Regions from separate parts of the Homo sapiens genome. Here region 2 is linked to region 1. A link is a loop called in an ENCODE intact Hi-C map of the cell type or tissue named here. Cell type or tissue: IMR-90. All regions are shown on one strand. Links, peaks and the distances in the headings refer to the core of each region. The heading gives the core; the rest is flanking DNA.

Region 1 (12,007 bases), core at 1,427-9,426:
GCTGTCCATCAGCAGCCCACAGCTCAGAATGGGCTGATGATCCATCTCTAGGGCTCCGTGTTGTGGAAAGCAGGCTGCCCTTCACTGGATGAGTAACCTAGCCAGCATTTCACCTCTGTGCATGCCACGCATAGCTCTTCCCTCCCCAGCCCAGGCACGGGCATGCCACAATCCTAGCTCCACACACAGAAAAGCCGCCCGGATCATTTCATGTAGCTTCACCGCTCCTCCAATCACAAAGCACACCCTGGACCTTGACCTATGCTGCTTCTACTTACCTGGGGTCTAAGGACCAGAGGTTTAAACTTCCCGAGCTTTAGAATTTGCAGAGAATAGTGGGGACCTCATGGTATGTGGAAGCATCAGGAGACCAAGCGTGAGAAAGAACTTCATACACTACACGATTTGCTACATAAACTATGAGCAATGTAAGAAGGTACTACACTGGACTTCTCATTTCACCAAATGGGATTAGAAGTAATGCAAGAAAATCCCACCTGCCTTAATTCATAGAATGGCAACATTGTATGTGTGTTTGGAGGTGGGGGCAGGGGGGAGCTATGAAGTTGGTGAATTCTTTATAAGTGAAAAAGACTAGTGTGATTGTGGTATTTGCATGTGCAGGGAGCCCCTTGTCATTGACATGGACTTGTAAATTGCAGGCTATCACCTTGTCAGGGAAGTCACTGAACAGAGTTAAAACAGAAAGCCATGCAGCACAGGCTTGTGAATGATCCTGATCCATCAGCCTCTTTCTGTCCCCGTGAATCCACCTGCACCCAGATCCAAGGAAGGTGACGGCAGAGCGGCTGATCCACCAGCTCCTCCCAGGCCTGAGCTACACACAGGTGTTCCTTCTCTGCCAATAAGCCTGCCAGGACCAATGTAGGCTGAGAAGTCTTTTCCTGCCTCTGGGGGCCTAGGCAAGGTCTGCAGTCTGGGCTCCCAAATCCCAACCTGTGTGGAAAGAGTTTTGAAAAAGAACCTGATGCCTGTTGCTTGTCTAACGAAATCTCCTACCACGGACAGCTCCCTGCACTGGGACTTCTGTAGGAATGTGGGTGAGGAAACCACAATTATCTGCTTCTTTGCATTTGCCAAGAGGTAACAGAGGAACACTGGAATATAGCCATGGCATTGACAAAACCAAAATGCACTGTCCTGCCTAATATCAAATTCTACCCCCAATTGAGCTATGTTAGACTTCATATAGGATTGGTCATATCCAACTTTTTTCCACTTAGCTAAGGTTGTAGAAACTTCCAAATGCTGCTCTAATATTGCAGCCATCAACCAGAAGTGGCTATTTAAATTGAAATATAAATTTATTACAATGACATAACCAAATGGTCCCAGCTGAGCTCAAGCTGGGTGTGGATACATGGGTGCTATGATTCCTCAAATATCAATTGGTACAAGTTACTTTGCATGGGGAAGAAAATTTGTGTTGAATAAGGGTTTCTGAACCACGAGAGAACTGAAAGTGAGTGCACACAGAACCATCTTCCCCACTAGAGGACCCCTATTTACTTTGATACCTTTAGTGAAAAGACAAATAAAAAGAGAATTTAAGGGTTGAGTTTTGAATTGATGAAGAGATGCAGGAACTTAGAAACTTAGGTGTCCAGTTTTCTGTGAAGCCTCCACCCCACCACCATTTCCCATCCACAGCATTCCAGGCTAAAAAGCCTCTTCCCTAGTCACAGGAATTCTCCACGAATCCATCGATTAAATCACTTCCTACAAGGGATGCTTGGTCCTGTAAGATCAAATTTTCAATTTCTCTTTGGGCTGCGCTGTGATTTGTAACCAGAACTAGGGAACTGCTTCCAACACCTGCCAGGTTCTCAGCATTCCGTAGACCTCAGAGAAGCTAATGCCAGGGAAGCAAAGATCCAGTGAGAGGAGAAATGAGCTCTGCCACCAGCCATTTCATCCTGTTAAATTCACACTCTGGTCGTGGGGTAAAGAAAGAGAAGTGGCCAGTCTTTGGGCAAAGAGGGTAGGTCTGCATGACAGGGTCAGCCCCTCTGACTGTGGGCACGTCCTGCTGCTCTCTGACTTCCCAGCCTGTGAACTGGACCAGCTGCGGGAACCTGCCCAAGTCCAGCAATGAATGGAATAACAAGTAAGGCAGAGCCACTTCTATGTAAAGTGGGTTGTTTTTTTTTTTTTTTTTTTTTTTTTTGAATTGGTTCTCTCAATCCAGAGGAAAGACTTCTTGTACTTTTGGGGAGTAGACATACTTGGTAATAAGTCCATTTCTATGGAAGTTTGTTCATAGCTATTAATTTCATCTGCTCACGATCTATTCTTGATAAGCCTTTCCAATTTAGAAAAGTGCTTCATGATACTCTCAACTTAATAATTACCACTGCCTTTGAGGAATTTTTATCAGAGTTTCAGCCATGAGATATGCATTAGGCATTTTTGCTGGGGTGAAGAAGCGCAGGTGTGAGTGTGTGTGTGTGAATGTGTGTGTGCTAGAAGGGGTCAGGTGTGAAGTGGCCACACTGCTTGGCTGTTTCTCCCTCAAGCTAGAGCACACAGCCTTCTTCCAAAAGGGCTTTCTTCCCATAAGCCCTGTTTCCCACGTGTGCATAAAAGGACACTCACTTAGGGATTTTAGTCACCCCTTTTCCCACCCACTATGCTCAGACCAAGAGTCTCCTCCCTGTCATAAGAACTCCCCCACATATTCACCTGTTTATCCTGCTTCTTAATGGCAGGAGGCCTAAGGATGCCCTCCTTAGAAAGCCTGCTGGCAAAGCTGATGCTTGGCCCATGTCCAGGAACTCAGATTTCAGGAGGAGGCTTCCCACCATTCCCTCACTATGCCTAATCTCTTTGTGCAAACAATATGGTTCATGCTGAACACTCGTTTTCTCTCTAGGGGTCTGGAATTTTGGAATCCGCTAGGCAGGGGATACCTAGGTGACTGGCCCACAGTAAAAACCCTGGGCACTGAGTTTTAAAGAGCTTCCCTGTGAATAGAACATCTCTCAGCCTACTTTGGTCCTGGCGGGCACACTGGCAGAGAAGGAGCAAGCTGGCATGTGTGATTCCAGCCTCAGGAAGATTGTGGATCAGTTGCTCTGCCATCGCCTTTCTTAGATCGGGGTAAAGCTCAATTCAGGGTGATGGAAACCGGGTCATTCACAATCCTGTGCTGGATGGCTTTTGTTTTAACTCTGTTAGGTGACTTCTTTGACAGTGCAATAGCCTGCAATTTATCATAATTAGGGGCGCCTTGTGTATTAAAATATTAAGAATAGCCCTTGTCTTTTTCACTTATATGGAACCCACCAAGCTTCTTCTCTCCTCCCCCCAAAACACATACAGCATACAATATTAAGGGAGAGGAGGAGGAAAAAGGGAGTATAAATTATGAGGATATCTGGGGAAAGCAGGCTCAGTCTCCTTCAACATGCAAGCGTCCTGCAGTGAGCCTGGGTTGGAAGATGAGGACCTGTCATTTTCTCACTCAGGCTCAGCATCCAGGCACTTCTTAGGATGGGAGCCTCTTTCTACACTGAGTGTGCTCCTAGGCTATTCTGTAGCCTACTAATGGTGTCTATTGTGTAGGCAGCATGGTGCCCAGGCCTACACCAGCTCCACCTGGTATTCAACCCAAGGACTGTGCTCAACCTTGAGGAAGAGCTGGCTGTGTGGACTTACTGATGCTGAATTGGACAGATAAATGTGTCTGTCTTCTGCACCATGTTTTCCTGCATAGGTTTTCATGGATCATTTTGCTTCTAAGCTATCTGTACCCTATGAGCCAATATTAGAACACAGGATGCACACCACCACACCAAAATGCAACTCCACTGTAAAAAAGATAAAAGTATGGCTATTCTGTTGAATCTTAGGGAAGGAGACTTGTGTCTATGCCTTCTTGGCACTTCCTTTATTCCAATAGGGTCCCCCAGTGCATTTTCCTGCATTATATGGTCTTATGGAATTCAGTATGAAAACCATGGGCTGACCAATCTTAAACTAAACCTTGTATGCTAATATCTTCAAAGCCCTCTGATTTAGGTCATTATCCCATCTTCTCTACTTATGTAGTCTTCATCTTTCTTAATAACAGCTCTCAGGCCAGTCCAGCCCACCTCTTTGGTAAGCAGCCCCAAAGCACCCTTGACTTCACTTCACTTCCCAAATAAGCATCATAATTATAATATAATAATAATAATAATTATTATTATTATTTTTGAGACAGAGTCTTGCTCTGTCACCCAGCCTGGAGTGCAATGGCATGATCTCGGCTCGCGGGTTCAAGCAGTTCTCCTGCCTCAGCCTCCTGAGTAGCTGAGATTACAGGTGCCTGCCACCACGCCTGGCTAATGTTTGTATTTTTAGTAAAGATGGGGTTTCACCACCTTGGCCAGACTGGTCTCGAACTCCTGACCTCAGGTGATCCATCTGCCTCGGCCTCCCAATGAGCATCATGTTTAAGATAACTTGATCAATCTCTGACTTCCCCCAGTAGACAATAACTCCTTGAGGACTAGATTATGTGTGTATTGCTCCCTGCACCATCTGTAGTGGCTGGCATGGTGCCTGGCAAAGTGTAGGAATCCTCTAATCAGTGTTTGTTTAATTCATCGAGTATACTCAAAGATCTGACAGGATACTCTGTGACATTCTGGGGACGTAATTTGCATTCTGGGAGACAAGAAATGACTAGTTGATTGAGTCTTGAGCCATATCCTCACACCTAGCTGGTAAGTATATTTATATACACTTGGCTTCATGGAAAACGCATCTATCTCTCTTAATAAAACATTAGTTCCCAACTGGGAGCCATCTGAACCCCCAGGGAACATTGGACAATACTTGGAGACAAATTTGTTTATCACAAACTGGGTGATGCTTCTGGTATCTAGCAAGTAGAGGCCAGAGATGCTGCTCAACATCCCATAACACAGCACAGCCATCTCTCCAACACCCACGATAATGTTCTGGCCCAAAATGTGAGTCATGCCAACGCTAAGAAACTCTGCATAATGCAGTAAGCATTTTAAAGGCCAAGCCTGTTATTAACAGCTTAGTCACCCCAGGGGCTAGCACAGTCACTGGCATATTTATCTACAGGGTACTATTTATTTGTTGAGTACCTACTAAATGCCAGAAAATGGGAATTCAGAGGCAAACAAAACAGACAAGTCTCCCTTGCCTTTAATAGGTATTAATAAATAAAATCATGCCAAGTAAAATATAATTGCTATAATAAAAGTCCAACAGAGCAGTTTAATTTTTAGAGAGTTAAATAGAAAATTAAAACCACAATGAGATACCAACACACACTTATGCTTAAAATTAAAAAGTAACAAAATGCCAGTTGCAGTGGCTCACACTTATAATGCCAACATTTTAAGAGGCTGAGGCGAGAGGACCACTTGAGCTCAGGTGTTTGAGATCAGCCTGGACAACATAGCAAGACCTTATCTCCACAAAATAATAATAATAAAAAAAAAGCTGAGTGTGGCAGCACATCCTATAGTTCCAGCTACTTGGTGGGGCTGAGGTGGGAGGATCGCTGGAGTCTAGGATTTCAAGGCTGTAGTGAGTGGTGATCATGCCACTGCACTCTAGCTGGGGTGACCGAGTTAGACTGTTTCTCAAAAAAAAAAAAAAATTAATAATAATAATAATACCAAATGCTGGGGAGAATGCAAAGAAAGTAGATCCCTTATAGACCTGTACATGAATGATTAGAGTAGTCTTATTTGTAATAGTCCCAGACTAGAAACAAACCAATGTTCTTTACGGCTAAATATTTAAACAATCTGCACCAGAGAAGCTAAGAAACAAAAAGAAACACCCTATTGAGGCATGTACCATCCTGGATGGACCTCAAAGGAATTACAATGAATGGAAAAAAAAAAAAAAGACCATCTCAAAAGGTTTCATACTATCTGATTCTTCTTACATAACATTCTTAAAATGACACAAACATAGGGATGAAGAAAAAATTAGGGTTTGCCAAGGGTTAGGGAGGAAGCTGGGAGGGAGAGGAGTGGTTGTAGCTATGAAAGGAGAAAGAAAATGTTCTGAATCTTGAGTATGAGGGTGATTACATGAGTCTACACATGTGTACAATTGCATAGAATAAACTGCATAGAATAATCACCACGCACAAGTGCAGGTAAAAGTGGGGAATTCTAATAAGGTCCATGGATTGTGTCCATTTCAATGTCCTAGTTTAAGTGCTGTGCTATAGTTATGCAGTTGTGGCCACTGAGGGAAACTGGGTGAAGTTTGCACAGGATCTCTCTGTATTATTTCTTACAACCACCTGTGAACTGCAATTATCTTGAAATATAAAGCTTCAAAAGTTAAATACAAATTTAAATTTGATAGCCATTGTCTACTCTCTACTTCTATGAGTTTGACTTTTTTAGATTCCACAGGCAATAGTAATGTATAATTTAAAATAAGAGTAAATGTCAAAGCCTGACCACAAAAAAATGAGTAAATGAGTTGATGGATGTATTAATCAGCTTGATTTAATCATTTCACATTGTATACATATATCAAAACCTCACATTGTACCCCATAAATGTGTACAATGATTTGTCAATTTAAAATAATATCAATAAAAATAATAATATGACCATCAAATTTGAATTTAAAATAAAGATATAATATAAATAATATAAATTAAACTATAAAAGAATATTAGGTTGGTGCAAAAGTAATTTGCAATTACCTGTAATAGCAAAAACCGCAATTACTTTTGCACCCACAGAATATAAACTACAATAGGAGAGCATGAGAGGGTGTTCAGGGACTGTCTCTATAAGGAGGTGATATTTGAGCTGAGACCTGAAGGATGAGTGGAAGCCAGCCACATCCCCAGTAAGTGTTTACAGATCAAATGAGTAAATCTAACTTAAGAAAAAAAAGTGGTCCTGGCAGTGTAGTAATTATCCCAACTCACTGGCATGAATACAAAGAGAGAATATAAAGTGAAAAGGAGATGCCTTCTCAAAGGTCACGTCCTGGCGACACTCTGAGCAGCCAGTCTTACTGTGAGCTCTCTAGCTCTGCGATTCTAACTCCCTGCATTCTTTGCCCTATTTCTTTCTGTATCATTTCACTTCTAACATATCAACGTAGATATTGTTATGCGCAAGGTCTCCATTCCTCTACTAGAATGAAATGCCTTGAAGGCAGGAATTTTTGCCTGTTTTGCTCACTAATATATCCAGAACGTAGAAGTCTGCCTGGGACGTAGGAGGTACTCTGCTGAATGAATGAAGTCTGCCTGGGACGTAGGAGGTACTCTGCTGAATGAATGAATGAGTGTTAAACACAGTTTGAGCAGGTCTCAGAGGAGCATGTGCCGAGTGCAGCAGAGCCCCTGAGCTGCAGGTGAGTGAAGGAGACAGACCTGCGTAGGCGGGCAGGCCAGGGAAGGCTCCCGGGGAGGCTGGGCTGTGGCTGAGCTTTGAGGACTGGGCTAGATGACAGGCAGCTGCCACAGCCCCACTGCGTGGGGTCCCCTCATCACCCCCGTTTCCCCTCCTGACATCCTTCCCACTCCCTGAGTCTCCAACAACACTGGTGTCCTGGAGAGGAGCGGGGCACATTCCCGCTCACGGATTCCTTCAATGGCCCTGAGGTCGTTTCATCTAATTCTCTCCCACTCACACAACTTTTTTTTCATCAGGATCTAATGGCTGGCTCTGAGAATCAGACATGAGCAAATAACCTCCTCCTGAAATTGCATAAAATCCAGGCACCACATCCTCATTTCCGTTTTGTCAAGGGCGGTTATGCTTTCTCTGCTCTTGCTGTGAAAATAATATTTCAGGTTGACAGGAAAGGCAGTCATTGGTATTTGAAGGTCAAGAGCTATGCTGCCAATAAGGTAGTTCCTGGCCACAGATGATATTAACATGTGGGATGCGGCTAGTCTGCAGTGAGATGTGCTGTAAATGTGAAATGCACGAAGATATGGTTGATTTAGTGCAAATGTAATTGTATAAAATACCTCATTCATATTTTTAAGTCTGATTACGTGTTGAAATGTTAATATTTTGGCTATATTGGATTGAATAACATGTTTAATATGAATCCCACCCACTACTGTTTGGTTTTGCTTATGTTTAACATGACATTATAATATAAAATTTTGATCCATTTTTAACCAAGGTGGAATAATAGGGACCGGATATCCCCTCCTACCTGAAACAAATTTTCTAGAAAATCAGAAACAATATAGAAAACAATCAATTTCAAGAAATTGGACTTCAGACAGTGAAGGAAAGTGATCCTTCCTTGCTTGAGAGATGGAAAACCAATGAGCTGAGATGTGTAGTTGCCCTGGTATCTCCCTTTGAGGGAGTTTCCAGGCTATGGCTTAGGAAAAGGGAACCCAGACTATGCCCAGCAGGCACTGAGTTGACGAGACAGAGATGAAGGTACAGGGAGAACACCGATGAGCTGATCAAAAAACAGAGCACTCAATAAGAGACGACTGCCCTGGGAGAGAATTCTGGAGACCAGCAGTGGGTCCCTCTTGTGAATTCGAGAGTACCAGTGGATATATGAACGAAGAAGCTAGCCTACAACAGAGAAAGAACCACCCGAACGATTAAAGAGAACACACCTCAGACCAGGGGACAGCTAAGACAATTGCTGTAATTATTTTTTTCTTTGCCTGTTTCTTTCTCCCAATATCCCAAGCCCTTCCAGGAAATGATGGCTCCAAAAGCATCTTAAACTATACTCCTAAATGCAACTTTTAGGAATTGTTCCTCTTTTTGTTTCTTCCTAGTATTATCCTTGATAAAATTCAAAATGACTTAATGAATTAATTTCTATTTAAATCTCCATAAAATAGAAAAAATCCATCAGACAGGTAAATCTCATGGCACTAGTTTTCAACTGCTGTGTATCAAGTTACCAGAAACATCGTTTGTTAAAACAAACCACATTTACTATCTCATAGAATTTGTGGATGGGGAACCTTCTGCTCAGGGTCTCCCAAAGCTGAGATCAAAGTACTGGCTGGGCTGTGTTCCATCTCAGAGCTCAAACGAGGAAGGATCTCCTTCCAAGATCTCTCATGGTGTCAGGATTAATTGCCTCGAGGCTGTAGGATGAGTAGCAGCTTGCTTCTTCAAAGGCAGAAACAGAGAGAAAGTAACTGCTGCTATAGAGTCTTCGACCTCAAGACCGTCGCTTAAAGGGTCAGGGCCAAACTGGATAATCTCCCTTTTATTTAATTTAAAGCCAACTGATAAGAGGTTTTAATTACATCTGACAAACCCTTTACCTTTGCTATATAACATAATGTAATTACAAGAGTGACCTGTCATTGCTTTTGCCGTGTTGTATCAGATAGAAGCAAATCACACACATGTTCTGCCCACACTGGAGGAGAGAGGTTTACACAAAGGTATGACTCATTGGGGGCCATCCTAGGGTGTTTATGCCACCGTTTTCTAGAATGTTGAAAAGATTGTGGTCTCAGTAGTGGGGAAAATTGAATCCTTGATTAAACGCAGTACTCGTCCCACTTGAGAAATCCCTAAAGAAATAGTAAAAAAGGATAAATTTTCAAGTAACATAAATGCATCCAAGAACAAATTTCAAGAATATTTATTAGAATACAAAAACATCAGCATTCGATGGAGTAAAATCCACAACACCTGACATCCAACTAAAGATTTCCATGAATTCAAAGAAGAAGAAAAACATGACCCTGAATGAACAGAAAAACTAGTCGATGAAAACAATGAAGTACATATCCGGTATGGATAATTACTAGGAATCGACACTCAAGAGTTACAACTGTATTACCTATGTTCAAAAAGCTAGAGGATCGATTGTAGCCCTCGTTGGTAAGAGTAAATCTCCTTTACTCAATCCATCAATTAAAATGTTAATCTCTTAAGGAAACACTCACTGATATACCCAGAGTAATGTTTTACCAGCTGTCTAGGAATCCCTCATCATAGTCAAGTTGATACATAAAATCCATCATCAGTCTTGGGAAATGGATAAAAAGAATGAAATCAGGAAGGCACATAAGACTTCCAATTTTATCTGTAATATTTTCTTAATGCCAAAGGAAATACATCAAAATATTAAGAGTTGATAAAGCTGGGTGTTGGGTACATAAGGCATTTGTATATTTATTATTTTCTAACTTTTCTACAAACTGGCCTGTTTTCTTCATTGAAACTTTGTACCAAAATCTCTGAGTTGGTCAATTCTGCTGTTGTTATTTCAATTTTAAATACATTTTTGCAGTATAAACACTCTAAGAAATGTCCTATTTGACTCTTTACTCCATTTCTAACAATTCAGCTAACTCATTACCCCACTTCCAAATCACAGGAGATAATCCTACCTTCTCCTCATCCTCCTTTTTCTTCTCATTTTATTATTTTTAAAGTAAAATATACCTTGCAGACTGGTATGAATGGCCTTATTTTGCTTAGCCAACACTTTCCCAGAATTGGAAACGATAAATCTTAATAATGAGCAAATACTTTGGGCACCTCCACTTTCGCAGCTGCCAAATCCACAGCTATTTCTCAAGTTAACAATTCACACTCACTTCCAGCTTAGCTGGTTTTTATCAGCAGCATCCTGACAAGCCTGGGGACAGCTAAGACAATTGGTGTAATTATTTTTTTCTTTGCCTGTTTCTTTCTCCCAATATCTCAAGCCCTTCCAGGAAATGATGGCTCCGGAACATCTTAAACTAACTTCCTAAATGCAACTTTTAGGAATAGTCCGTCTTTTTGTTTCTTCTTAGTATTACCCTTAATAAAATGTAAAATGACTTAATGAATTAATTTCTATTTAAATCTCTCTAAACTAGAAAAAAATCTTGGTTTGGGTGACTTAAAAAATAATGTGGTGTTTGCCAGTGCACAGTGCACAGTAGAAGGGCTATTGGATCTTCTTAACTCTTCGATGGGCCCTGGGTAAAGATTTTGGGAGACAAACATCCATGGGTTTTCATGTTTGCCTGAGTATCCTGCTGGAAAATGTATATTTTGATTTGTATAATACAATGTCAATGTTCTGAATAAATTATCTATTCCAATGATTCAAAATTAAAAATCATAAAGGATAACTGAAAACTTATTCTCCCATTGCTGCCTCTCAGCTCCTCAGCCAAAGTTGCTATCCATTGTCTTGTTAGCCTTCCAGAGTTATTCATTCGATGCTTCTACAAACACCAAGTCTGAGGCTTTGCCTGTCTTTACACAAATGCTTCACGTTATGGACCCAGCTTTGCATCTGGAACATGTGATCTTTGTGGTATGAGAGCTTTGGTTGTTTTCTTGTGTGACAATGGAATGACTGGCCTGGAAGTGAGGTTGTAAGCAGTCCCATGTTTCCATCTGACCCCAGGGCCAGCAAGGATAATTCCCCACATGCCTAGAAGGTAAGTGGTGAACGGCATTCGTGATGAAAGCACAAGGAGGCCCTGGCAGAGGTGGCTCACACCGCTGTGAAGGAGAGCACCAGGATTCACTTTTATCAGATATAGACTTTGCAGATATTTTCTTGTCATCTTTAGCTTGTCATGACTGAAAATAAGTTGATCATATATACATATATATGCATATGCATATATTTCTAGCCTCTTAATTCTGTTTCATTGATCTATTTGTATATCTTTTTTTCTTCTTTCTTTTTTTTTTAGAGAGTCTCACTTAGTTGCACAATCTCGGCTCACTGCAACCTCCGCCTCCCGGGTTCAAGCAATTCTCCTGCCTCAGCCTCCCGAACAGCTGGGATTACAGATGTCTGTGCTGAGAGCGACTGAATGTAACACTTATGCTGTGCAAAGTTGATTATTTTAGTCACATTGAAATTTATTGTTTTTAATCAGCCATATTAGCTAAAGTCTATGTACAATAAAATTCACCCATTTTACCTATACATATCAATGAAAGTTGACAAATATATATACAGTCATGTAACAGCCATCATTATCAAGCTATAGAATTTTCCCATTACCCCAAAA
Region 2 (12,007 bases), core at 1,813-9,812, 170 kb after region 1:
TGAGTAGCTGAAACTACAGGCACCTGACACCACGCCAGGCTAATTTTTGTATTTTTAGTAGAGATGAGGTTTCACCATGTTGTCCAGGATGGTCTCGATCTTTTGGCCTCATGATCCGCCCACCTCGGCCTCCCAAGGTGCTGGGATTACAGGCGTGAGCCACTGCACCTGGCCACCAGTTTTCTTTATAGAAAGGTGACTACATTTTTGCAAAAATAAACTTGATGTTCAAATAATGAAAATAGATTCTATTATAAAATTTTTATTTAAAAATTGGCATTAAAGTTTAACTTGTACATCTGCTTAATTTCCATAAAATGAAACATGACCCCATTTTAGGGAGATCCTTCACGGAGGAGCCTTGAGGAGGTCGGCTAAGTGACCCTTCATCCATGTGCATGGAGTTTAGCTGGCCTGTGGGTGAAAGTAACTATGCACTTCCAGTAAGATAGTGAAGTTTGAAGCCCTTTTCTCTCCGGATCACTCTGGATAGTCAGAGGCCCAAGCCTTGCCTGGACTCTTCAAGAGTGATGACAATTCTCAGCATAGCGATTGAAAGGGTCAACTGCTGACATGTGGTTTGTGGCATCCCAATGTGTCATTTCATTTTATTTGCACCTGGAGACTTTGCCCCTGTGTGTTGACCCAGTGACACTTCATCCCACGATCTGAAAGCTTAACTGAACACCTTTGAACTCAGGAAAAGGGGGAATACTTGTCGAATTTATAAAGATAATGTTCCTTTTTGTTGTTATAGAGATCTATATTTACAAAGGGCCTTGTGCTCTTTCATTTTTGATGGTGAGGTCTGAATGTTGAAGGTACAAATCTTTGTCTTGACCTTTCAGCAGCATTAAACAGGGTTTGATTATCCCTTTATTCTTCAAACCCCTTCTTCACTTGGCACCTGAATACCACTCTGTTTAGTATTGTCCTGCCTTGTTAATGCCACATCTCCATTCCTGTTTCTAGTTCTTCCTCTTTCAGCCTGAAGCCTGCTTTTCCTTCACTATTAATGGCTAATTCCTCTCTTCATTCAAGTCACAGCCCAGGTGTCATCTTCATAGGAAGGTCTTCCCAGCCATCTTTCTAATGTTCCCATGCTCTGGGGCAGGCTCCTTTGAAGGATGCATTTAGGGCCCAGAGGGGACCATCCATAGACTGACTCTGCATGGTGGATAGCATCCACCCACAGGGGACAGAGGCTCACCCACAGGCTGTGAGTCTGCATTCTTGAGACTGCAAGTATCTCTGAGTTTCTTTATATCCGGTCTATTGAGAAATTTGAGGCTATGTGTATCAATTCAACATCCGTTTTGTTTGAATGCTTCCATAGTGTCTTCAATCATGATACAGTAAAACTTTATGTTAAATACTTTACAAATGTAAAGTAAACCCACATAGCAAAAAAAGTGTTCATTTTTCTATGTTGGATGAGTGCTTGCAGATGACTGCCAGGGCTTTAAACCCACTTGAGTCACTTAGGGTCAGTTTCATGGGTCATAAGCTGATGCAAAAGTTAGTACCTTATTCCCCAGGAACTATGAAGACATAAACACCTGATTGAAGATTTTTGAAATTTTTTGTTGGTTTTTCAGTTTAGTTTTGTCTCATTCTATTTCAAAATAAATCTCACCTGCTATGTGAGCTATTGGATAAAAGTTCACATGACAATGACAATATAACATCATATTCTGTGGGGTAAGAGGAACTGGTTTCATTTGTGTTATTTCAAAAGTTCTCTAAGACAAAAATTTGCATAAAAGTAGTTTTCTAGGGAAGTGGGGAAGTAACATAGGGAAGTCCATGGAAGTGTGTTAATGGTTAGGTTAACACCAGGCAGCTGGGCACTAATCTTGCTTCAGGCCTCACAGAGACTATAGGATATACCTCAGAATTTTCTCTACAGTGGCAAAAAAGCTGTTATTTCAAATCATCTGCTGAGCTTAAAATAACATGGAAATGTGTGCAGTTTGCACTGGTGACAAAGACACTGGCCTATGATTACACAACAATACAAACCTAATAGTATGAGCAGTAGACTGCTAATCATACTGTAATCATAATTGAAGAGAATGCTGAATGAAAGTAAAAACTTATTTAATGAAAGTGAAAACTGTGACTCCTTCCCTTTTGTCAACTAAAGTCCACAGAACTAAATTCCATCCACAGATCCCAGATTAAGGAACCCAGAAGAAAGAGGAGACAGACAAATGGCAGAAACACAGACAGGTGAACGCATATATTGTGCCAGGAGGTAGAAGCTAAGGAGGTCAAGCTAAGAGTGAAGATGAACTAACCAGGAAATAACCACAATTTTATAAATCCAGGAGGGACTCTCTGAGAAGATGTTATGTGGGCAAAGACCTGAATAAAAGGAAGAAGGGGCAGGAAAAACAGCAAGCACAAAATATTGGGATCAGGATAGAGGGTAAAAGTTAGGAGTAGGTAGAGCCTAAAAAATCAAGAAAATTGTACCCAATCTCAGAGTGGTTGTAAGACCCAAGTCATAGACAAGAGATCAATACTGAGAGAATATAAAATATAACAAGTAAACAAAGGTTTGAATTAAATGTCACCTCGGGGTCAAATGATTGCATGGCTCGGAATTGTAATCACCAGGTTTGGCTTCCAGTAAACTAGGATCCATAGATCATTTTGGATAGACTTTTTTAAACAGGGAAGGTGATCGTGAAGGTTGATTCTCCAGCTAGGACACACTGGGAGTGGCAGCTATTGTTTTGCTCATAAAACGTACATTCTCAGCCAGGTGCAGTGGCTCATGCCTGTAATCCCAGGACTTTGGGAGGTGGAGGCGGGCAGATCACATGAGGTCAGGAGTTTGGGACCAGCCTGGCCAACATGGTGAAACTCTGTCTCTACTAAAAATAGAAAAATTAGCTGGGTGTGGTGGTGCATGCCTGTAAAGTGCCAGCTACTCAGGAGGCTGAGGCAGGAGAATTGCTTGAGCCCAGGAGGTGGAGGTTGCAGTGAGCCAAGAATGTGCCCCTGCACTCCAGCCTGGGTGAAAGAGCAAGACTCCATCTAAAACAAAAAGAGAGAGAAAGAAAGAAAAGAAAAAGAAAAACACATACATTCTCCCTTTTGTCCACTCTAGACCAATTTTCCCTTGGAGAACCATCTCCCCTTGACTCCCAAACTGTGAGCTTTGGGTGGGGCCGACGCCTGGTCCGTCCAATCCACACATTCTATTTCTGCGGCCGCCAAAGTCACTTCACAAGTGGCCACCTAATCACAAATGCTTCAGTGAGAATTTTCCCAGGACTTGTCTTGAAACTACAGAGCTTTTAAATGCCATCCTGCCTCTACTAAAGAAGAGTGTTTTTGAGAAGGAAATCAACACAAGAGATGGTACAGTAGAGGGAAAAGATGGAGAGGAACAGTCTTCTGATGACTTGCTTTAGGTCCCTGGAGGTACCCCTGGACTTTTCCTGTATAAGATTCCATGGCTTCCTTTTCTTTTTTTTTTCACTTAAATATTACATTTTTAAAATGCAAATTTTTGTCATTTGGAACTAACAATGTCCTGCCTTGTTGAGGATTCAGGAAGATGAAAAAACATGTTATTGAAATGAAGATAATAGACCAGAAGGGTCTATATCTATATTTAAGTCCCTACCGCAGAAGGGACTTAAAAGTTCTCAGAAAGCAACCCCTTTATTTTTCCCATGAGAAAATCTGAGAGCCAAAAGTGACTTTCTTAAGGTCAAACAGGCAGTAGGAGGAGGCCTTCTGATTTCCAGGAAAGAGACAGCTCTGTCTTAAGACTTCATACGATGTGGCGCTGGCTGTTGCCAGCCTAGTCAGACAAGAAAACAGAAGGACTCACTGTGCATTAAAGACAGCCACCAGTGTGTCGTGGACTGGGAGAATAAATAGCAGAAAACATGTGCTGGAAACTAGGGTCAGCAGCTGCTGGTGTGTGTGTGTGTGAGAGAGAGATTTCCCCCATCTTCAATCTGTCTGGTGTATTTATGACATTGAGGGGCCCTCCAAGTTTGACAGTCACCATCACTAAAGCTTCTTGAGCCCCTGAGGTCATAGGAAGGGAAGGCCAATTCTACACACACAGTTATTGACGGAGCGGGGCAGCACGGAGCACCTAAAGCACTAATACCTTAGTGACTAGGGAGGCTGCTCTGCAGAGGGGAGAACGGGACAGATACGGTCACTGAGGCTAAATTCTAATGACCTCCATTATTCTTCTCTTTTAAAAAATATTTAAATATTTATTTTTATTTGTTAAACTCTTTACCTCTAAGAACAATATTCTGTTCTGTTATTAAAACGTTCTCATGAATACCAGCTATCTTAGCATCATGACTCAATAATGGATTACGATCTATAGTTGGAAAAAAAGATCTGCTTTACAAGAATTTGGCATTTAAGTGAAGTCCTGCAGGTGAGGAGATGAAGAGTGTAGGGCAAACAGCACTCAAGGCTGTGGGGTCCGTGTCGGTGTGGGTCTATAATGGGAAAGAGCCTGTTGTGTTTCAGGACCTAGAGAAAGGCCAGTGGGGCTCCTATGCATTGAATGTTTGGGAAATTTTTACAAAATAAGATTAGGGATGTACACAGATGGCCAATCATGTGGGGCTTCCCAGGACCATAGAGAGAGTTTAGATTTTCTTCCAACAACAGTGGGAAGTCACTGGAGGGTTTTTAACAGGTGAGTGACATTATCTCACTTTTGTACATTAAAAAAATATCAAACTGGAAGTCTGGGTGCTGTGTGGGGAGTGGGAGGAGGGATTGCAAGACTGGACGGAGAGAGGCTACTTTGCAGGCTGCCATCAGATTCAGGTGAGGGTGCTGGTGGCTGGGAACAGGTGGTGACAGAGGAAGTGCTAAGGTCATGTTGAAGGGCAGCCCACAGCCCCTGAGTTGGTTTTTCTGTGTGGCCTGAATTGACCTGAGTGAAGTATTAGGGAATTCTGGGTGCCAAAGGCTTGGTGGTCAGTTGCATTTATTGTTAGTTACGATTCCTTTGAAAGATGCTTTTAGCCAACAGGAAATGTAGCCCTTAGAACGTTTCCAGGAATAAATCATTTTCTATAAACTATAAACAGGAGCACCACTGCTGAAGATAGACTTGGCATCCTGTCGTGACGTGCTGCTCTCAATGCGGAGATGAATAACGCCTGTTTGCTAGCAGGCAGGATGTTGACTCAGCTGCCAAGTGGTTTTGAGGTTGATCTGCTTTATTAATGGAAACCGGTGCTTCTCTGGGCCTAACTAGCTCCATGGCGCCCCTGCTGGGCTGCTTCAGAGGGTTGTGTCCACGTGTCCTCTGTTGCCCTCTCACATTCTGCAGCGTAAGGTACGGGTTTCACTGTGGAGTTTGTGTTTCTGTTTTTGTTTTCATGGCATCACCAGCAGGAGAAACTTGTGTTTGTTTCTGCTCTATTGTGGAGAGAAGATGGGAAACGGGCAAGCAGTCCCCTCCATGGAAATGGATGTCAGGTCAGCCTACTCCTTGGGATGCTGTGCGGAGCTTTTTGAACCTTTCAGGGACACTGAGTCACCCTGTGACATCACCTAAAGGACCCAGGGGAAGCACAGATATGACAGGAGGGCTTGGCGACTGACCTGGGAGACAACTCTACCTCTCATCCCTTTACTGACTTGCTGTATGGGGTTAGCTCCCTGCTAAGCCTCTCCATTTTAGTTACCTCTGTTGAAAGGCCAGGTTCAACTAATTTTGGCCTTAGTGACTGATATGGTTTGGCTGCGTCCCCACCCAAATCTCATCTTGAATTGTAGTTCCCATAATTTCCACGTGTTGTGGGAGGGAGCCAGTGGGAGGTAATTGAATCATGGGGGCGGTTACCTCCATGTTGCTGTTCGCGTGATAGTGAGTGAGTTCTCATGAGATCTGACGGTTTTATAAGGGGCTTTCCCCCCTATTTTGCTCCGCACTTCTCTTTTCTGCCGTCATGTGAAGGACGTGTTTGCTTTCCCTTCCACCATGATTGTAAGTTTCCTGAGGCCTCCCCAGCCATGCAGAACTGTGAGTCCATTAAACCTCTTTCTTTATAAGTTACCCAGTTTTGGACCACTCCTTTATAGCAGCATGAGAATGGACTAATCAATGACTATTCAGCTCTTTCAAATATAAGCAGTGTTCTATTAGCTCTTGATTTAGAACATCCAGTGTGCGAGGAGAAAAATAAAAGATTGAACCATCTTGAAAGCATGTGTAAACACAGGGAGAGGCAGGGAATTGTAGCAACATTTAATCTACCGTGAGAATCTATTGTTAGCTTTTCTTACACCCCTCAATAAGCTTATACACAGGGTTTTATTGACCAGAGTATGTTACTAAATTGCTGAAATATAACTTATTTAACCAATTATTTTTGTGAGTTAAAAAACTTTCTCAATTTTTGATATTAAGCAGAGTTTCAATAAATCTTTTCATATGTCTTTGTCCACCTGTCTTATTTCCCTGGATTACTTATTAACATTGAATGATTAGTTTAATTTTTGTAAATAATTTTAGAGACTTGCCATACATTGACAAAATATTTTTGCTGGAAATTTGAGCCAATTTATGTTCTCACTGGTGGTGTAGAAAATGCTTATACATACTGAAAGTGGGTAGTACCAATTTATTTATTTTAATACTTGCTAATTTGGCAAGTAAAATATTATCTTGTTTTTATTTATATTTCTTTATCACTTGTAAGGTAGAATTTTTGTTCTTATTGATTCCTGATGTTTATTCTTTTGAAAAATAGGACATACATAGTTGAAACATTTTGAAATTTTTAGCAACAGTAGGTGCATTAAGGCTACGTAACTAACAATTCTCCAATCTTTTCCTCAATAATTCATTCAAGAAATATTTTTTGAAAACCTATTTATACCGGGCATGACTTTAGGAACTGGGAATTTTACAAGGACCAAAACAACAACATCTCCGTCTTCATGGGACTTAGATTCTTTAGAGGCAGCCACAAAATAAAATACATACGTAATGTAAGTAGTATGTTAGATCATGAAAAGTGCTAAAAAGAAAAAATAACATGAAGCCAGGAATGGATAGCATATAAATGGGTAAGATAAATGTTTGTAATTTAGAGAGAGTCCAAGGAAATTCTCTCTGGAAAGGTGGCATTTGAGTGAAGATGGAAGGAAGTGGGTGGATGAGCCCTGTGGAATATATATATATATATATATCTTTCCACCTCCTCATATATATATAAATACATATGTACATACACATATATATACATATATATATATACACACATATATATATAGATAGATAGATTGATTTTTTTTTTTTTTTTTTTTGAGACAGGGTCTCACCCTGTCACCCAAGCTGGAATGCAGTGGCGCGATCTCAGCTCACCGCAGCCTCCGCCTCCTAGACTCAAGCAATTCTTTTGCATCAGCCTCCGAGTAGCTGGAATTATAGCACACACATGCCACTGCCACCCGGCTAATTTTTGTATTTTTTGTAGAGACATGGTTTCGCTACGTTGGCCAGGCTTGTCTTGAACTCCTGACCTCAAATGATCCACCCACCTTCCCAAAGTGCTGGCATTACAGGCGTGAGCCACCGTGCCCAGCTTCTTGAATAATAAATAACCTCTCATTTTTCCTCCCACCTTCCTCGCAGTAATAGTTCTTGGCACATTGCATTTTATATGAACCCCAGACTCATTTTAAACACCATCTGATATAATAACCTATGCAATTTTCTCTTCGAATAGCAATGAAAAAATAATGATTACAATAGTGGATAATGTCATTATCCTGTAGCATCCATGCCATGGTGTAGAAGACTGAGTGCAGCCGATAGAAAGGAGTGAGGGTGGGTTTCCCCCCACGCCACTGAGAAGAACTGGTGGGGGAGGACGTCTGCTTGGCCCTTACGCTGACATTTTGATGGATAAAAGGGCAACGTCTCCCCTTCCCTTGGTACATTCACTGTCGTCTCAGCAAAATTTAGAGCTATTGTGACCAGGGATTCTCAGTCTCAGCACTATTGATATTTGCGGGGCCGGGGGTGGGGATATTTGTGGTGAGGGAGTTCTGTCGGTTTTGGGATGTTTAGTGGTGTCCCTGCATTCTGCCCATTAGGTGCCATTCCCCTGCCCTGAAAACTGACAACCAACAATGTCTCAAGACACTGCCGATGTGCCCTGGGCTGGAAGCCTTGGTCTAGAATAAGCAGATCAAGATCTGCTGTAACCCCATTAGGAAGGAACACAGTGAACACTTTCGAAACCAATAGTCTTGGCTTCCATGCCTAGGGCCCTGCAGAAAGGGCTCCTGTTTCCTGCTCACTTTGCCCACAAAGTCACTGAGTCTTTTTCTTTGCAAGGTCTGGGCCCTGCTTATTTTTGAGCAATGATGTCATTCTCAGGGTGGGGGCTAACTTAGAGTTTAGTAGCTTTACTATTTTCTTTTCTTTACTCATATTGTTTTTAACCCCCTGTGGACCTTAGAACCTGACATTTATATGGGTCTTGCAAAAGTCATAATGGAGTTTTCATCCCATGTAGGGTCAGGGAAGGGTGCACTGGGGGTTTGGGGTGGCTACAGCAGAGGAGCACCCTGGGCAGGCAACTCCCAAGAGGAAGAGAAACTGAAGACCATGGATGTCCCCCCACCTGCTGAAGCTTGAGAGTTCTCGCCCACTGAGTGACCCAGCCAATATCCACCTGAACACGCACCGGGAGGTGCTAATATGATGCCATAGATTGTGCTTTATACAGATGCACCGTGATCAAGATGGTGCTGTTCCCATCGTAGATGGTGTAGCTTTGAGTGTCTAGCAAAGCAGCTTAGTAGCAGGTGGCAAGACAGTGTCCTGTCCTCGTCATATCAGCAGATGATTTGCTTGCTAACAGATGGGCGTAAAGTATTTTGAGAAAGGGGTGCCTTTGTCTAATTCATAGTTGTAATAGACAGGGTAGTAATGGCCACACGGTCACTGAATGTATTGCTTCCTGAGCTACTCCGGAGCAGTAATTCATTCCATTATATTTCTAAAATGTTGACTGAGCCCCCATGACATGCCTGAGGCATAAAAGGAACAAAGAATATGATCCCTGCTGCGTGGGACTTGCATGGTTATAGGAGAGGTAGAAGATCGGCAACCAGGGATACACTGGATTCTGTGTTTGCAGTTGTAATAAGCGTTGCCAAGGAAGAGTCCAAGTCTACGTGAGAATGCAAAAAAGAGGGAGGCTCAACATGGTGTTCCAGAATGAACAGGTCAGGTGAGTGGAGTCTGCTGGAGAAAGCCATGAAATTTAGACTGAGGAGAGTGGACTTTTACCTTATAGTCTAGAGTCTCCAATGTGGAAGACATATAGCCTTAATGGCATGATGATTTCAGGCTCTCCATTTAACAGTGGGCATAACACAAAACCAGACAGTAAGAGAGTGACCTGTACTCAGTTCTCTTTAAATCTTTGAGACTAGTTCAAGAAGAAAATATGAGGTTGGTGTTGCTATACCTTTGTTACCTTTTTACACTTGATAACCTTGCTCTATCCCCTCCCTACAAGGTACGGGTGTTCATTATACATTATTTAACTTTTTATTTTGAAATAATTATAGATTCAGAGGAAAATACAAAAAAAAATGTATCGTATACCGTTCGTCCAGGCTCCCAGTGGTAACACCTTGTTTAATGTCAGGAAAAGAAAATTGACATGGTACAATCCACAGAGCCCGGTCAGATTTCACCAGTTTTATAAGTATTAGGTTGGTGCAAAGGTAATTGCAGTTTTTGCCATTAAAATAATGTCAAAACACGCAATTACCTTTGCACCAACTTAATACTTGTGTGTAATCCTTGTCCTTGTGTGTGTGTGCTTGTGTCTAGTTCTAGGCGATTTTGTCACATGTTTAACCCCCATCCTTTCATCTACTTCTATGAGAGTCCATCTTTTCTGCCATCATGGACTTCCACTTTCTATCTGATCAATTTTTGATCTCTGTTAGCAAGCAGGTAAGTACCAGGGAGGCAAAAGTCAGGGTCTGTTCTATATCATCTATGTCAATAAGTGTTTGGGGGATTTTTTGTTTAGGACACCAATCAGTTGACCTCCCTGCCTAAGGTTGTATCTGCAGAGATGAGAAGAACACTTGGCTTTGGGCTGACTTGGCTCCACTCATTTTTCCCACAAGTATTTATTGAGCATCTACTAACTCCGGGCCTTGTGCCCAACACTCTGGATCCCACACTAAGGGAGGTAGGCCAGTCCTCCATGCTCATAGAGTTCACAATGTAGAGTGAGAGAGAGGCAATTGACCAGAAAATAAGCTAGATCATCTCAGAGACTGAGAAAAGATGTGATGGCAATAGCACAGCATGGGAAGGTAGAGACTCACTTGAGGTGGAGTCGGCTTCACAGCAGGCAGGTGGGGGAGTGAAGGGAGGATCCTGCTGGGGGACATGCGGACAGAGACCTGGATGATGCCTAGCCTCCAGCCAAGGAGGGAGGAGCGTGGAGGGCTGGGCCACTGACCAAAGCTCCTCATCTGCAGAACCTTCAGGGAAAGTGGAGCCTGGATTCTGTGTCCTGAAGCCACTTGGACCTTCTCATGGACAGGACTCTTTGCAGATGGTTGATTTCATCTGTGGGCTGGATCCATCATCCCTCCTTTCTCTTTAGATAGCAAGCTTCCAACCTGTCTTCCTGTGACTTCCTCACCTCTCTGGCATTGGCATCAAAGGCTGTTGCAGGAGTGTGGACCGGCCAGGTGACGCAGAATCAGCTTGGATTTTTCCGTCTGCTCTGCCATCTGTAACTCAGTAACTCAGCAGCCAGGGCTGTTTTATCCTCCCCTCAAGAGAGGTGACCAGTAAATTTAGAGTTGAGAAATGTGTCAGAAGTCTTTGAAATTGGTGGAAGGAACCACGAAGTCTATCCTGAGGCAAAACTGACAGTCAGACAAAGACCATGACTTACGTTTTTACAAAAGAACTAAATTGGCCGGGCGTGGTGGCTCATGCCTGTAATCCTAGCAGTTTGGGAGGCTGAGGTGGGTGGATCATGAGGTCAGGAGATCGAGACCAACCTGGCTAACACAGTGAAATCCCGTCTCTACTAAAAAATACAAAAAAAATTAGCCGGGCCTGATGGCGGGTGCCTGTAGTCCCAGCTACTCGAGAGGCTGAGGCAGGAGAATGGCATGAACCCAGGAGGCAGAGCTTGCAGTGAGCCGAGATCATGCCACTGTACTCCAGCCTGGGTGACAGAGCGAGACTCCCTCTCAAAAAAAAAAAGAAGAAGAACTGAATCAACCAGGTAGAGCCTGGTTTGAGGTGACTTCTCTTGATTTGAATTCGTTGGCACACATGGCCACGTATTATTTGGATTCAGAAGGAGAAACTGCGGGTACCTGCACTATAACTACTAAACAAGAAAAAAACTTCATTTTCCAGGCAACCTACAGAATGGGAGAAAATTTTTGCAATCTACCCATCTGACAAAGGGCTAATATCCAGAATCTACAAAGAACTTAAACAAATTTACAAGAAAAAATCAACCCCATCAAAAAGTGGGCAAAGGATATGAACAGACACTTCTCAAAAGAAGACATTTATGCAGCCAACAGACACATGAAAAAATGCTCATCATCACTGGCCATCAGAGAAATGCAAATCAAAACCACAACGAGATACCATCTCACGCCAGCTAGAATGGCGATCATTAAAAAGTCAGGAAACAACAGGTGCTGGAGAGGATGTGGAGAAACAGGAACACTTTTACACTGTTGGTGGGAGTGTAAACTAGTTCAACCATTATGGAAGACAGTGTGGTGATTCCTCAAGGATCTAGAACTAGAAATACCATTTGACTCAGCCATCCCATTACGGGCATATACCCAAAGGACTATAAATCCTGCTGCTATAAAGACACATGCACACGTATGTTTACTGCAGCGCTATTTACAATGGCAAACACTTGGAACCAATCCAAATGTCCATCAATGATAGACTGGATTAAGAAAATGT

Evidence for each region. Hi-C counts contacts between places; a loop is a spot of excess contacts. Peaks named below come from ENCODE experiments on the same cell type or tissue, not always from the same donor. Only the 100,000 strongest peaks of a DNase experiment are listed, where the experiment ranks them.
Region 2: it touches region 1 in a loop (5-fold over the local background); 2 of 110 quality-filtered maps call a loop at or near these places.

What each region holds. Positions count from the first base shown.
Region 1 is chr12:127,389,102-127,401,108 of GRCh38, forward strand. No RefSeq gene overlaps it. Among named protein-coding and RNA genes, the nearest start is that of LINC02375, 55 kb to the left of the region's middle. In IMR-90, for the core only: no CTCF peak of the experiment used is centred there; a DNase peak (open chromatin) is centred at 5,000.
Region 2 is chr12:127,554,689-127,566,695 of GRCh38, forward strand. No RefSeq gene overlaps it. Among named protein-coding and RNA genes, the nearest start is that of LINC02411, 76 kb to the right of the region's middle. RefSeq lists an enhancer at 4,597-5,796. In IMR-90, for the core only: a CTCF peak has its summit at 5,277; a DNase peak (open chromatin) is centred at 5,163; H3K27ac peaks cover 243 bases.